Regions from separate parts of the Homo sapiens genome. Here region 1 is linked to region 2. Evidence: read pairs that join two places in POLR2A ChIA-PET (ENCODE). Cell type or tissue: PC-9. All regions are shown on one strand. Links, peaks and the distances in the headings refer to the core of each region. The heading gives the core; the rest is flanking DNA.

Region 1 (8,326 bases), core at 103-8,102, 310 kb after region 2:
AGAACAGTATGGGGGAAACCACCCCCATGATTCAATTATCTCCCACCTGGTCCCTCCCACAACACAAGGGAATTATGGGAACTACAGTTCAAGATGAGATTTGGGTGGGGACACAGCCAAAGCCTATCAGTACGGTAGTTCTAATTCCCAGGAGGCTCAGCCTGTTCTCATGTGGTTATAGGTTGCTGGGATTTACCTTCTTGCACCAGCTTCTCAGGCCATTTGCCCATTTGTCTCTTGACGGGTTGGTCTGTAACTTACTCTTTTTGTTGTTTCTTTAATCCCCTGTTTCTGATATATAAGTTGCCAAATTTCTCCCCAATTCTTCACTTGCTCGTGTGCCTGTGTTTTGTTCATTTGTGTTGGCTTTAAGACCCTTATTTTATGTGGTCACATATACCCACCTCCTTTTAAGCTTCCTGTGTTTTGTTTCATTCTTCAAAAGGCCTTGCGCATGCTGAAATTATTTTGTTAGAAACATCTTTCATGATTTCTTCTAGTGCTTTTGTTTTTTTGCCCTTAAGTCTTTGATTTGAGGGAGAGACGCCATTTTTCCTTTGTCTAGGGGGTGAGCCAGCTGTGCCAAGACCATTTGAAATGCTGCCTTTACAACGCAGTCAATGCGTCTGCCTTGTTCCACTGATGGGTCCACCCATCTTCATACCAGCCCCAAACCGCATTTTACTACAGTAGCTTTGCAAGCCATGCTGGTGCGCCATGGACTCCACGCCTCCATGCCCTCACGAATTATTCTAGGATGGCCTGGATGTTTATTTTTCCATATGAACTTTAGACTCAACTTACTTAGTTCCAGAAATAATTGTTGGTATAGGAAAAAGGAGCTGATTGACTCTGCAGCCTGATCTAGGGATAACTGACATATTTGTTATTATCGTGGCTCCTGGTCAGGGTCACGGTCAGGGTCAGTGTTAGGGTCTTCCCTTGATTCGGGCATTTTGAGCATCCCTCCGCTGTGCCTCCAAGTTCCCTTCATGTGGCTGAGGCACATTTCCTAAGTTTTTTCTGAGATATCTTTTTGTTGCTGTTATAAATTTGATCTCTCATTATATTTTCTATCTAATTATATATGAGAAAGCTGTTGATATTTGAATATCTTACTCTAACCAGTCATCTTCATGAACTCTGTTCATTTTCCAGATATGTAATCATATCAACTAAAATGGTGATCATTTTCTCTGCTCTTTTTCAATTTTTATACCTTGTAATTCTTTCTCTAGTCCAATTGCATCCGCCCATCCCTCCAAAAAATGTTCAATCCTAGTGAATATCTCTGTCTTATTTCACTATCTGTAATTAAGACGATGCTGGTGTGGACTGTCTCTGTAATTAAGACGATGCTGGTGTGGGCTGTCTCTGTAATTAAGACAATGCTGGTGTGGACTATCTATCTCTGTAATTAAGACAATGATGGTGTGGACTCTATCTCTGTAATTAAGATGATGCTGGTGTGGACTGTCTGTGTGATTATGATAATGCTGGTGTGGACTCTCTCTGTAATTAAGACAATGCTGGTGTAGACTGTCATCTCTGTAATTCAGGCAGTGCTGGTGTGGACTGTCATCTCTGTAATTCAGGCAGTGCTGCTGTGGACTGTCATCTCTGTAATTCAGGCAGTGCTGCTGTGGACTGTCATCTCTGTAATTCAGGCAGTGCTGGTGTGGGCTGTCTCTGTAATTAAGATGATGCTGGTGTAGAATATCTCTGTGATTATGATGATGCTTGTGTGGACTGTCATCTCTGTAATTCAGGCAGTGCTGATGTGGGCTGTCTCTGTAATTAAGATGATGCTGGTGTGGAATATCTCTGTGATTATGATGATGCTGGTGTGGACTGTCATCTCTGTAATTCAGGCAGTGCTGGTGTGGGCTGTCTCTGTAATTAAGATGATGCTGGTGTAGAATATCTCTGTGATTATGATGATGCTGCTGTGGACTGTCATCTCTGTAATTCAGGCAGTGCTGGTGTGGACTGTCATCTCTGTAATTCAGGCAGTGCTGGTGTGGACTGTCATCTCTGTAATTCAGGCAGTGCTGGTGTGGGCTGTCTCTGTAATTAAGATGATGCTGGTGTAGAATATCTCTGTGATTATGATGATGCTGGTGTGGACTATCATCTCTGTAATTCAGGCAGTGCTGCTGTGGACTGTCATCTCTGTAATTCAGGCAGCGCTGGTGTGGGCTGTCTCTGTAATTAAGATGATGCTGGTGTAGAATATCTCTGTGATTATGATGATGCTGGTGTGGACTGTCATCTCTGTAATTCAGGCAGTGCTGGTGTGGACTGTCATCTCTGTAATTCAGGCAGTGCTGGTGTGGGCTGTCTCTGTAATTAAGATGATGCTGGTGTAGAATATCTCTGTGATTATGATGATGCTGGTGTGGACTGTCATCTCTGTAATTCAGGCAGTGCTGCTGTGGACTGTCATCTCTGTGATTCAGTCAGTGCTGGTGTGGACTGTCATCTCTGTAATTCAGGCAGTGCTGGTGTGGGCTGTCTCTGTAATTACGATGATGCTGGTGTGGAATATCTCTGTGATTATGATGATGCTGGTGTGGACTGTCATCTCTGTAATTCAGGCAGTGCTGGTGTGGGCTATCTCTGTAATTAAGATGATGCTGGTGTGGAATATCTCTGTGATTATGATGATGCTGGTGTGGACTGTCATCTCTGTAATTCAGGCAGTGCTGGTGTGGGCTGTCTCTGTAATTAAGATGATGCTGGTGTGGAATATCTCTGTGATTATGATGATGCTGGTGTGGACTGTCATCTCTGTAATTCAGGCAGTGCTGGTGTGGGCTGTCTCTGTAATTAAGATGATGCTGGTGTAGAATATCTCTGTGATTATGATGATGCTGGTGTGGACTATCATCTCTGTAATTATGCTGAGGAAGTGTCCTCCTCGATCTGACCTGGAGTTTTGAATGAGATATGATTTTCCTCTCTGACCCTAGATTATATTTTGGTGAGAGCCAGGGGCAGGAAGGTCTCCCCCGAGGGCCAGGGCTCCAGGGCAAGTCACCTAAGGTTGTGCGGCTTGGTTTTCCTCACTGTGAAACGGGCGCACGAGATCTGTGTGGTCGGAGTGTTGGTGCCCTCTGAGGTCCCTGGGGCAGGGGCTGGCACGGCACTGGCCCCAGACCTAGAAAGCAGGGCCACCATCCTGTGTGTCACTGTTGGGCCACACATGCACACAGACCCAGGAAGTGGGGGCCGTCATCTTCTCCATCGCTGCCAGGCCACGCACGCACACAACGCCTGGATGGACTCTGGCCTGACGCTCACCCTGGCACAGGGGGAGATGAAGCTTCTGTTTGTTCTTTGCAGAGCCCGCTGCCTCTGTTGGACCATTTTATCGCCATGGTGACCAAGGGCGTGGCCAGGTGACTTTGCAGAGGAGGGAGCAGGGCCCAGGAGCTCTCAGGCCTCCCTGTGACCCCAGAAGGAGGGTGGCCATCCTAGTCCAGGGCTGGGGAAGTGCACATCCGTGCGTCTGCCTGTGCAGAAGGTGGGGGAGGGAGGACCCTCACTCAGCCGATCAGCTTCTAAAGCCCCCAGGGTTCAAAGGACAGCCCTCGACCTCCTGGCCTGGGTTGGTTTCCAAGACAAGAGCAGGCCTGGGCTGGGGTCCTTGGAGGCCAAGGGGGTGGGAGACACGGAGCAGCGGCAGGAAGAGCAGCTGGTCCTCCAGGCCCTCCCCCTCCTGCTGAGTCACACACAGGGCCTCGCCCGCCCAGGCTGCCTGCTCCGGACGTTCCAGAGGAAACCTGGAAGTGCACAAGGCCCTGACCCCACCCCCGGCGCCTGCACCACTGAGGAAAGGCTGTGATCACGGCCATGCACCTGCAGCTCTGTAGGGCGGCACCTGGACCACGCGTCACCAGGGCACATGCTGCCACCACAGCCCCGGGTGGGCAGAGAGCAGGGCCGGCCGCCCCTCACTACTCGCCAGTCTGAAAGGCAGGAGCAGCTTCCCCCAGGTCCGTCCTCCTCACCGGAATCTCCGGGGCAGTTTTCATACGTTTTGAACAGTCCTAAGTCAGAACCCGCAGGGCTGGGTCCAGGAATCTGGACGTACCTTTTATACCTTGGGCGAGTGTGATCGCAGCTGCCAGCCCTGGTCTGCCCGCCAGCATCTGCCACCTTTAGGATGGGATGGTGCACCACGCTCGTGGGGCCAGACGCCAGCCTTGCATCCAGCTCACCTTGGCACGGCTCTTCCCACTTCTCTGCCCTGGGAGTAACACTCCTTCCGGGGTTTTCATGAGGGTGATGTGATCTGACATGCAGACACCCCGACGGTGGGCCTGGGCTCCCTGCTGCTCAGCCAGTGTGCGTCAGCTTGGCTGGTGAGCACTGAGTATAGGTGCTGTCTTTTTTTTTTTTTTTTTTTGAGACAGAGTCTCGTTCTGTCGCTCAGGCTGGAGTGCAGTGACACGATCTTGGCTCACTGCAACCTCCACCTCTGGGGTTCAAGCGATTCTCCTGCCTCAGCCTCCCGAGTGGCTGGGATTACAGGCGCCCGCCACCACGCCCAGCTAATTTTTGTGTTTTTAGTACAGACAGGGTTTCACCACGTTGGCCAGGCTGGTTTCAAACTCCTGACCTCAAGTGATCCACCCGCCTCAGCCTCCCAAAGTGCTGGGATTACAGGCGTGAGCCACTGCACCCAGCCTGGGTGCTGTCTCAGTGCCGCATTGCCCAGCATGCTGGGAACCTATCGAAGCTGGGGTCCTCCTTGAGAAGGATGCACCCCCACAGAAAACTCCAGATCCCACGCGCTCTCCAGCTCTAAACCCAGAACACCTGACCTCGGCATTCTCCCTCCCAACCCAGCTGGAAGGGGCAATGCTCCACCCAGATAATAAACTGTAGATGGTGGGGCTCTGGCAGAGAGAGGGGCCGGCCGGCCAGAGGCTTGAGGAGAGCGCCACATGGGCAGCCCCCACCCCAGTTTGATGGAATCCAACTGATCTCAGGGCTGAAGCCCTTTCCCCACATGCTGGCCTGGCCCTCAGCTGTCAGGCAGGGTGGGGAGCCGAAGCAGTTCCCAACTGCCTCTCCAGCGTGATGAACACCGACTCACATGCCAAAGCCTACTTCAGACACCCTCTTCTCCGTGGAGCCTCCTTCTGCCTTCTCCCCAGGGCAGATGCTCACAGCACCTCACCTGTTCCATTCTTCTGCGGGTGAAACGTGGTCCTAGGGGGACCCTGTGCATTTTCACCTTTGCACGCTGGCCAGGGGCAGGGTGGAGCCTCGGAACCTGGCTGGTGAAGGTTGGAAGAGTTTCGCATCCTCTGAAAACAGAGGTAGGGCCACGGGCCTGTGGTCCAGGAGACCCTTCCCTGGGAGGGGTCTCTCCTGGCATTCTCCCGACCTGGTGCAGATGTAGTCTCCATCGTGCTGAGGCTTGGGTGTTGGGGTTGAGGGGCAGTGCCCGCCGGCAGCCGCCCTGCACAGCTCTCTGGCCGGTGCAGAGGCCTTCTCTTTCCTCACTCTGGCTTCCAGCCACAACTGTCCTCTCAACCACAGGAAGTCCATGTGCAGCTTCCCAGACGCCTTTCCCTTGACCGTGACTTGAGTCCCCAGGAACTTACAGGAACCTTCCAGAAATTCCCTCTTTATCTCCCAAATCCCATCTGGTTCTGTTTAAGGATTCACCATACTTCCTCCTGCTCTCTGCGCCGCTGAACCGGGCCTGTCTCAGAGCTCGGTGTCATCTTTCTCCCTGGGACAGGGGTGAACCTAGGTCTTGAGGGTGATGGTGGGGTGAGGTCCCCGTGCCTTGGCACTCAGAGCATGGCCTTTCCTCCTGCTTCCTCCTCCTGGCCCCAGCCCTGTCCTCTGCTGTCCTTTAATGACAAGTTACTTTTATTGCCACAGAATCTGCCACTGTCCCCATGAGGAGAGGGACCTGCGATCCCTGCCCGTGGCTTGGGCCTCTCAGGTTTGGACAGCCGGTGGCAGCTCCACCCTCTCAGCCCTTCTCTCCCAGATCTTCGGGCCCAGCCTGGGCTGGAGGGAGGCCGCTGGTTCTCCAGGGCGCGTTCCATGGAGCTGCGGCTGTGGCTGTGGGTATACCAACTGCAAAGCCCCCAGTGGGCCCGGGTCTGTTACATTCGGCAGGGGCTGCCCTTTTTAGCCTGGCCCCCTCCAGCCCAGCCTCCTCCTGGAGACGCTGCCCCCCCTTCCTCCTCTCCATGCTCTGTGCCCATTCGGTAAGCGGGGAAGAGCCAGCGGTGTCCTCTGCCCCAGCTGCATCTCAGGATCAGGGGAGGAGCTGGCGGTGTCCTCTGCCCCAGCTGCATCTCAGGATCAGGCAATTCTCCCCCCAGCCCTTTAGCAAGTCAGGGAGACGCGGTGGCCCCTGCCTGCCAAGGGCAGGAGTGGGGTGGGGGATCAAGAAGGGGACCATTTTCTGGGTTCTGTTGCTCATGAAGTAAGAACTCCTGGCGTGTCCCACACCTGGGCTGCCTCCCTCCCTGGCCTGTGCCGTGGGGAGAGGACAGAGCTCAGCCACGGCTGGCTGCTCTGCCAAGGGAGGAGTCTGAGATCTTGGAGCTCGGAGGAGGGGATGCTCCCTTGGAAAGCATGCGAGGGAGGGAGTCTGTGCAGAAGGACCACTGCCAAATCCCGAACAGCGCGTGCAAGGGGGAGAAGCCCCAGCGTCCAGACGGCCATCATGCAAACAGCTTGGCCCTCACGTGGTGACCGTCCTCACCAGGGCAGCAGCATCTTCAGATGTCAGCTGTATGACACCCAGAGATAAACTTGCTTTTGTTTGGGAGCCCAAAAGTCTCATTACCTGGGGGTCAGGACCAGACGGGGCACCCCAGGGCTTTCCTAGCAGGTCATTTTGTATTGCCAGCTGGGGTCAAGAGGGCCTTGGCCACCAGGCTGGGGCAGGATGGGACTCTGCCTCAGGCTTCCGATGCATGCCTTCCCATGACCGGCCACTGTCCTGCGGATTCTGGATTTGGGGTTCGGGCTCCTCACAGACAGATGGAAGAGGGTCTGGGTGTCTGGCTGCCCACACTGTCCCCCTTGGCCTCACCTCCGAGGGGGCCTTGCAGGTGGCCGAGACCTGGACACCTGCCTTTCTGAGGTTCTTCCTCACCAGTGTCGCCTAAACAAATGCACTCAGGCCCCTGACTGAGCCGAAGGGGGCTCCTCGTCTGCAGGGCCAGGAGACTTTCTTGGGCGGAGCCACACAGGAGGTGCAAGGATTGGGCCCCGGGAGGAGGGGGCTGCTCCCCCAGGGAGGAGGAGGCAGTCCGAGGCCTCGGAAGGTGGGGGCCCTCCTGAACAGAGTGAGCACAGGCCCTGCTGATGCGCCCGGGTCCTGCCAATGATCCCTTTTCCATGTGCAGCGCCTCTCAGAGGGGAAGCAGCGGGGCCACTCCCCAGGCTGCCCTCCTAGGGCCTCAGGTAGCCCCCTTGGCTCCCTGCCACCCTTCTCCTCCCCATCCACCATTTCCAGCCCTCCCTAGGAAGCCCCGTCTGTGGGTCGTGCAAACTCGACGCCTTGGGTTTGTGGATGCTGCAGGGAGAATAACAGGACACGCTGAGTGGTCAGGAGCCGGCCCCCAGGCCTCCCTGCAGCCCAGCTTCGCAGCTAGAGGACTCCCCTGCCCTACAGGTGGGACCCTGACTCTGGTGGAGACCAAGCTGCTGGGTGAGGAGCTGGGCCTCAGGCCCCTATCTTCCAAGGAAAGGTTTTCTCCAGTCTCCAAAGCCAGAATGGTGGGCTCCTGACCCTCATGTGGGGTCAGTGAGGGTTTCCTCCCATCTGGCATCTCCCCGGCCTGAAGCCTGACTCCTCGCCACACAGGCCATGATAACAGGCACCCCCCAAATGTCCAACAGCGGGGGATAATTCAAAGCATGGCCAGGCCTCCACTCATGGAGCATTATGCAGCCATTCAAAAGCAGGTGGGACATTTACAGAGCACGGGGGAAGCTGCTTGCCGTGGCAGAAGTTAAACAGGCTGAGTGCCTTGCACGTGTTTACTAAGTGATAATTCCACCCAATTTATATAATCCTAGGGAGACTCGGGGTTTTAAATGTCATCTTCAGAATGTTCCTGCTGATTACACTGCCCTCATGATGGGAAGCCTGCGTTTACTCTAATGGTAATAATTATTGTTAACAGTGAGGCCTTGCGTCTTCATCAGCATTTCTTAAAGGCTGACCACGAGATTCTTTATTCTTTTTTCTTTTTTCTCGGAGACAGAATCTTGCTCTGTCGCCCAGGCTGGAGTGCAATGGCATGATGTGAGCTCACTGCAACCTCTGCCTCACAGG
Region 2 (8,326 bases), core at 186-8,185:
TTACCTGTCCTTCCAGACACGTCTCTATGCACGCACTTGCACGGCTGTACTTACCAGGCCTTCCAGACACGTCTCCATGCACGCACGTGTGCGGCTGTACTTACCTGTCCTTCCAGACACGTCTCCATGCACGCACGTGCGCGGCTGTACTTGCCTGTCCTTCCAGACACCCAGACACGTCTCCATGCATGCACGTGCATGGCTGTACTTACCTGTCCTTCCAGACACATCTCCATGCCCGCACGTGCGCGGCTGTACTTACCAGGCCTTCCAGACACGTCTCCATGCACGCACGTGCGCGGCTGTACTTACCTGTCCTTCCAGACACGTCTCCATGCATGCACTTGCACGGCTGTACTTACCAGGCCTTCCAGACACGTCTCCATGCACGCACATGCGCGGCTGTACTTACCTGTCCTTCCAGACACGTCTCCATGCACGCACGTGCGCGGCTGGACTTACCTGTCCTTCCAGACACCCAGACACGTCTCCATGCACGCACGTGCGCGGCTGGACTTACCTGTCCTTCCAGACACCCAGACACGTCTCCATGCACGCACGTGCGCGGCTGGACTTACCTGTCCTTCCAGACACCCAGACACGTCTCCATGCACGCACGTGCGCGGCTGGACTTACCTGTCCTTCCAGACGCGTCTCCATACACGCACGTGCGCGGCTGTACTTACCTGTCCTTCCAGACGTGTCTCCATGCACGCACGTGCGCGGCTGTACTTACCTGTCCTTCCAGACACCCAGACACGTCTCCATGCACGCACGTGCGCGGCTGGACTCACCTGTCCTTCCAGACACGTCTCCATGCCCGCACGTGCGCGGCTGGACTCACCTGTCCTTCCAGACACGTCTCCATGCACGCACGTGCGCGGCTGTACTTACCTGTCCTTCCAGACACGTCTCCATGCACGCACGTGCACGGCTGTACTTACCTGTCCTTCCAGACACCCAGACACGTCTCCATGCACGCACGTGCGCGGCTGGACTTACCTGTCCTTCCAGACGTGTCTCCATGCACGCACGTGCGCGGCTGTACTTGCCTGTCCTTCCAGACACCCAGACACGTCTCCATGCACGCATGTGCGCGGCTGTACTTACCTGTCCTTCCAGACACGTCTCCATGCCCGCACGTGCGCGGCTGTACTTACCAGGCCTTCCAGACACGTCTCCATGCACGCACGTGCGCGGCTGTACTTACCTGTCCTTCCAGACACGTCTCCATGCACGCACTTGCACGGCTGTACTTACCAGGCCTTCCAGACACGTCTCCATGCACGCACGTGCGCGGCTGTACTCACCTGTCCTTCCAGACACGTCTCCATGCACGCACGTGCGCGGCTGTACTTACCTGTCCTTCCAGACACCCAGACACGTCTCCATGCACGCACGTGCGCGGCTGTACTTACCTGTCCTTCCAGACACCCAGACACGTCTCCATGCACGCACGTGCGCGGCTGTACTTACCTGTCCTTCCAGACACCCAGACACGTCTCCATGCACGCACGTGCGCGGCTGTACTTACCTGTCCTTCCAGACGCGTCTCCATACACGCACGTGCGCGGCTGTACTTACCTGTCCTTCCAGACGTGTCTCCATGCACGCACGTGCGCGGCTGTACTTACCTGTCCTTCCAGACACCCAGACACGTCTCCATGCACGCACGTGCGCGGCTGGACTCACCTGTCCTTCCAGACACGTCTCCATGCCCGCACGTGCGCGGCTGGACTCACCTGTCCTTCCAGACACGTCTCCATGCACGCACGTGCGCGGCTGTACTTACCTGTCCTTCCAGACACGTCTCCATGCACGCACGTGCACGGCTGTACTTACCTGTCCTTCCAGACACCCAGACACGTCTCCATGCACGCACATGCGCGGCTGGACTTACCTGTCCTTCCAGACGTGTCTCCATGCACGCACGTGCGCGGCTGTACTTGCCTGTCCTTCCAGACACCCAGACACGTCTCCATGCACGCATGTGCGCGGCTGTACTTACCTGTCCTTCCAGACACGTCTCCATGCCCGCACGTGCGCGGCTGTACTTACCAGGCCTTCCAGACACGTCTCCATGCACGCACGTGCGCGGCTGTACTTACCTGTCCTTCCAGACACGTCTCCATGCACGCACTTGCACGGCTGTACTTACCAGGCCTTCCAGACACGTCTCCATGCACGCACGTGCGCGGCTGTACTTACCTGTCCTTCCAGACACATCTCCATGCACGCACGTGTGCGGCTGTACTTACCTGTCCTTCCAGACACCCAGACACGTCTCCATGCACGCACGTGCGCGGCTGGACTTACCTGTCCTTCCAGACACCCAGACACGTCAACATGCACGCACGTGCGCGGCTAGACTTACCTGTCCTTCCAGATACCCAGACACGTCTCCATGCACGCACGTGCGTGGCTGGACTTACCTGTCCTTCCAGACACATCTCCATGCACATACATGCGCAGCTGGACTTAGCTGTGTTTTTTGTCACTTAGTATTGTTGTGGCACTTTTTCCACATCGGTCCTTAGATAGGGACTGCATCCTCCTTAATGTGATAAAGATGTTCCATAATTTAAAAAAAGTATTCTTTTGTGCAATTTGAGGTTGATTTAAATCGCGTTAGTTGAAAGCGTGTAGTTTCTGGCATTTTTTAAACATTAAAATAATTTACTTTTACAGCATATTATAATATTGATCTTTAAAAACAAAACTGGTTTATTTATTTTTTTAATTTTTCCATTATAATCTAAATATCATGATGGATTTTGAACGTCTCACCAATGAGCTTTTGGCAGTCGAATGTTATGTCACTTTTCTTTTCTTTGAATTTTCGTTTCCATTTCATTTCCCTCACAAAATTTTATCCTGTTAGCCTGGCTGTCGTATGCATTTGCAACAGAAATAGGGATGTAGATCGAAGCTGAAAAAATTTATGTTCCTAACCATAAGGCCCTAAGTGCTAAAAAAAAACAAAAAAACAAAAAAAAAAAAACCTTCTGGATTGAAGGTTCAATCCAGATTTGTTCAACTACAATGGTTGAACAGAAGAACGTGAATATGTCACCCACTTAGAACTAATTCTTGATAATAAAATACTAGGAATGTATTTTTGAAGAGCTGGATAGGGCTTTTTGGTTAATTATTGAATCAATGGATGATTATGTTTGACTGCTTAGATGAGACAGGATTCCATGTTGGTCCTGCTGTTTTTGGTTTTTATAACTCTGGGTGCTGGGAAACTTGGGTCCCATCGGTAATATGTGGGAGAGGAAGGAGTCCTTGGCTTCTTTGAGTTGTGTGCCAGGGGTCTCAGTGGTCTGTCCTCAGAAACTGTTTTTGATGATCTCTGTCTATTTTGTTGAAAGCAAAGATTGCAACCCAGCTGACTTACCAAGGGCTTTCTAGTCAGCCGGTGAGGTGCTGGTTTTGTCACGCCCGTGCTGGTGTTCAGGTGGCCCTGCGCTGGCTCCTGGGGTCTGTGCCCTAGGTGGATGGTGCATCCAGTGTGTTCAGAGCAGAGGTTGTTTTTTAGGTGGGAAAAGGGCTTTGTGGAAGGGAACACACACATTGAGATACTCGCTCAAGGAGAGTCATCTTTAGGCAACAGGACATTCTGGAAGGTGGGGATCTGGAGACTGCGTTGCTGAGAGCTGTTTGCATCCATGAGCCCCCCAGAAGCTGTGGGGCACCCGAGGGGCACATTATTCCAGTTGGGAGCTGGTTGTCTTAGAATATGATTTCCTTCACCTTAATAAGGATCTTCAAGGAAAAAAAAGGTATATTTGGTCAAATGACCTTGCCAAATGGTGGCCTGAATACATTTTACTCTATTAAAATTTCTTCTCAGACTGTCAGTGTGCCAGTGGCCACTGTGAATAGTCATTAGGGGACTGTTGGCTTCTCAGCAGCACCGTCCTTCTTCAGTTGCTCATGGGGGGAGAGAATAAATGCATGTGTGGACATGCTGTGAGCCTAGGATCCCGGGGACACCAGCCTTCCCACATGCTGTGAGCCTAGGATCCCGGGGCCACCAGTGTTCCATAGCCTCCACTTGGGGAACATACCAAGCTCGTGCAAGTCAGGTAGCCTCTCCAGTTCTACATCTCTGAGGAGCATAGGACTGTCACAGCCTGTAGGTGACTGTGGTGACCAAGCCAAAAGCCACCTGGGTTACTTTCCATACCTGACCTATAGGTCATTTGTCAGGTTTTGCTGTGTTAACGTTAGGTGTCACCAATAACAAGTAGAGGAATTTAAAAAATAATATTTTTGAATGAAATGGAGTTGATTATGCCTTTATTTTAGGAGAAAACCTGGTGGTCCTGTGATTTACTTGAGCATGGCGTGGTGCTGTGCTGGCACTCAATGTGGGGACAGTTACAGTGATACTAGGCTAGAATTTCCTATGTGCAGATCACAGAAAGGCAGGCTTCCCAGGTTGGTTTTTGGAGAGTGAAATCCAAGAATGGAGTTTTATTGTCAGGTGATAATCACGTTGTGTTTCTAGTGCTAGTTCTTTCTCTCCCCAGCCTTCCACAACAAAGCGGACCTTAGATATCCCTTGTGACCAGAAAGTGCTAAGGCTTAAAAACGCATGATTGAAAACTGTGGGTGAGTCTGTACTTTGAGATGAAGCTGTGTTAGCTGCCGCCTGTCTGAACACACTCGTGCTTCCTCCAGGGTGGCGCCAGGCTTGCTGGTTTCTGGGCCATGGTCTGTTCTTTTGTAGAATCTTTTCCTTCAAAGCAGAACCCTGAGCCCTTTGGTTGTAGCTCACACATGTTCCTGCAGGACCTGGAGGCAGCATGTGTGTCCTTCCATCCCAAGTCCAACGTGATGTTTGCCCCTTTCTTTCCAGGGCGCTACCGTTTTGGAATGATACCAACACTTACGTGGTTACGAACGTTAGATCTGTCCCATAGGAATGAGTTGGGATGGAGTGACTGAAAATGTCAAGCCAGTTCTCATGCAAGTGTGCCACCCTAGAAGCTTTATTAACTGGGTGCGATAACAGCTGGTGCGGTTGCAGTCTATTCTGTCACAAGTTCAGCATCCTCAGCCCAGCTGTCCTGTGCTATCCAGTTGTGCAGACAGATCACCAACAATTAGGAAAAGTTACGTTCTGCTAAAAACCCCATCTCCAGTTTATTCTTCCTTAGCATTTGGGGCTCCTTCCCCCTCAGGACGGGTCCCTGGGAGTGGACTATGTTGAATGACTCTTAGGCCTCCCCCTCAGTGCGGGTCCCTGGGAGTGGACTGTGTTGAATGACTCTTATGTGCTCTTACCATGAATGTTGTTGTTTTAAGGCCTTCTTTTTCTTTGTGATTCTTTTGTTCCCTAGCGTCGTCCCCCAGACTACAGTAATACTCAACAATGATCGGCAGAACGCCATTGTAGCCAAGATGGAAGACCCCTTGAGCAACAGGGCACCGGATTCCCTGGAAAATGTCATTAGCAAGTCAGTAGCACGGCACCAACCCCACCTTTCCCTGCCACTGTGCGGAGTCCCATGAGAATAAGTCAACGTCCCTAAGCCAGGGCACAGTCCAGCACACGCTTCATCTCTGTGGTCACAGGGTTGAGCCTGGCAGGCACCGCCCCAGCTCTCTGAGGTCGGGGAGGGCAGGCTGGGCGATGCTGAATGCTGAGTCCAGCCACACCAGGGGCAGCTGCCGCCGGGGACTTCTGTGTCTCGTGCTGGCCGGGGTTGTGGAGGGGGCTGGCTCTGTCTCCTCACAGCAGTCTGTGAAAGCGTTCATCCTCCCACCTAGCTCAGTGGTCCTCACGTCTGTCTGTGCAGAGCGTGTCAGGCAAACAGACGCCCTCTCCCACGGTTGCTAAGTGGTGCAGGCATGTTGAGTTTATGACTTTTTTCTTATACCTTTTTCTCTTGAGACATTTTGAATGGAACTTTGGTCAGAGGTGGGAGTGGACAGAAGACACCGTCCCCGCTCTGTGTGAGGGGAAGGCTGTGCAGTGGCCTCTGGCTGGCATCCAAGCCCTGCTGTCCCCAGGAGTGCCCCTGGGGCTGCGTGAACCCCTGAGGATGCTGTTGCTTTTTCTTTCCCATCTGTGTCTTCACAAAGTTCTATTTGCTTTTTCTCTCAGTCTCCTTTGTGGATTCCTCCTCCTCCAGCTTCGTCCCCTTTCTGTATTGTCTTAGCTCAGTTCTCCAGGGCCGCAGCTGTGGTCGCAAGGGTCTGATACGTGGGGTGAAGGGAGAGGAGTTGGTGATGGGCGGTGAGGAGGTGCCAGGGTCAGCTGTGCCTCAGGGGCTTTGCACTGAGGTCAGCCAGGCAGATGGCCAGTGTTGAGATCAGGTTCAGCGTGGACAGCGCTCTAGAGAATCCAGGCCAGAAAGTGCAGAGTGCAGCGCCCTCCTCTGGGTGCGGCCAGTGTTTTCAACACCCTTTTTTTTGACTTTGCATATAGAGAAATTGTGCTCCTTTCTCCTGCTGGTGCGTAGCAGTCCACGGTAGAGGATGTTGAAAGGGTCACTAAAAAAGGGAAGTAGTAAGTCTCTAAATCATCCTTTTTTTTGAGCACTTGTGGAGGTGGCCTCGCCCTGCTTTGCTAGCAGTGTTCTGTCCTTCCACATCAGCAGCCCTTGGGATGATGGCAGCTCCGATGGGATCTCAGTGGGTTTTTTAAGCCCCGTCAGGGTTTTTTGCCCGTGGGCGTACGTGGGAGTGCTGCTCGCATTGCGAGGGGGAGCCATCTCCAGCGAGCCCAGCAGCGTGGATCGAATTGACCCAGGCCTCTGGGCACAGTTTTCCTCATTTAGTCTTCCCTTTAACCTCGCCGGAAAAAAGACTCTTACCAGCATTTTATGGGATGACTACTGAACTCAGAAGGCAGCATGCTAGGCCTGAGTCCCAGTGAGTATGATTTTACTCCTTTTGTGATACAAACATTTTCTTTAAATGGTTAAGTTTTATTTTATACAGTTTCTTTCAGCCCCAGGCCATTTTCTCCCATGGAGTTTCTATTAATCTTGGTAGAGAGAGCAGTATGGGAAGGCTGTGTGATCCACTGGTCCACACAGAGTTAGATTTTGCGATAAGGAAAGCGCTGACCTTCGCGTGCTGCTTGCGGCTCTTACCACATCGGGCTGGTGTGTTTTTTTTCCCGTTTAGCGCTGTGCCTGGGCGTCGGCAGAACACCATTGTGGTGAAGGTGCCGGGCCAAGAAGACAGCCACCACGAGGACGGGGAGAGCGGCTCGGAGGCCAGCGACTCTGTGTCCAGCTGTGGGCAGGCGGGCAGTCAGAGCATCGGGAGCAACGTCACGCTCATCACCCTGAACTCGGAAGGTGCGTCCAGGGCGGCTTTCCTCGGCCAGAGCGCCAGTACAATTGTTTGTTTGTTTTGCCTTTTAGAAATTTTGTTGTTTTTTAAAGAAGTGATACAGTGGCCAGGCGCGGTGGCTCACGCCTGTAATCCCAGCACTTTGGGAGGCTGAGGCGGGCGGATCACCTGAAGTCGGGAGTTCGAGACCAGCCTGGCCAACATGGAGAAACCCTGTCTCTACTGAAAATACAAAATTAGCCGGGTGTGGTGGCAGGTGCCTGTAATCCCAGCTACTCGGGAGGCTGAGGCAGGAGAATCGCTTGAGCCTGGGAGGTGGAGGTTGCGGTGAACCGAGATCATGCCATTGCATCCAGCCTGGGCAATAGAGGAAACTCCATCTCAAAAAAAAAAAAAAAGTGATACAGTATAGGACAGGCTCAGTGGCTCACACCTGTAATTCCAGCACTTTGGGAGGCTGAGGCGGGTGGATCATGAGGTCAGGAGTTCAAGACCAGCCTGGCCAAAATGGTGAAACCCCATCTCTACTAAAACTACAAAAATTAGTTGGGCACGGTGACAGGTGCCTGTAATCCCAGCTACTTGGGAGGCTGAGGCGGGAGAATTGCTTGAACCTGGGTGGCAGAGGTTGCAGTGAGCTGAGATCGCACCACTGTACTCTAGCCTGGGCGTCAGAGACTCTGTCTCAAAAAAAAAAAAAAAAAAAAAAAGATAGTGATACAGTATAAACATGAAGATTAAAGGGAAAATAACTGTGATCCCACCATTCTGAGATCTCTAAACCTTTTGGGGTTTTTTGGTGCACATTTTATGATTTTATAACTCACTTCTTTCCCCTACACAGTAGAAATCTTTCCACGTTAGTGCAGATGGACAGAGTCATTTTTAGCCAGTTTTGCTTATTTCATCAGGTCTGGATGCTTTCCAGGGATGGCCCCCTCTAACCTTTCGTTATTGAAACTAGCATTGGCCTGCTGTGTTTTCATGTCTCTTGGATCAGTGTCTGGAC

The links. Peaks named below come from ENCODE experiments on the same cell type or tissue, not always from the same donor. Only the 100,000 strongest peaks of a DNase experiment are listed, where the experiment ranks them.
Region 1: POLR2A ChIA-PET joins it to region 2 with 10 read pairs; 2 of 35 experiments call an interaction of 5 or more read pairs at or near these places.

What each region holds. Positions count from the first base shown.
Region 1 is chr16:88,312,154-88,320,479 of GRCh38, forward strand. It overlaps a transcript of ZNF469 not described here. Among named protein-coding and RNA genes, the nearest start is that of ZNF469, 67 kb to the right of the region's middle. RefSeq lists an enhancer at 3,630-3,924. In PC-9, for the core only: no CTCF peak of the experiment used is centred there; a DNase peak (open chromatin) is centred at 3,798; H3K4me3 peaks cover 907 bases; H3K27ac peaks cover 1,007 bases.
Region 2 is chr16:87,998,944-88,007,269 of GRCh38, forward strand. BANP (BTG3 associated nuclear protein) reads left to right here. Exons shown (of 14, transcript NM_001386991.1): 5 at 5,352-5,468; 6 at 7,147-7,322. Among named protein-coding and RNA genes, the nearest start is that of BANP, 52 kb to the left of the region's middle. RefSeq lists enhancers at 974-1,828, 1,829-2,682, 6,608-7,153, 7,154-7,697. In PC-9, for the core only: no CTCF peak of the experiment used is centred there; no DNase peak of the experiment used is centred there.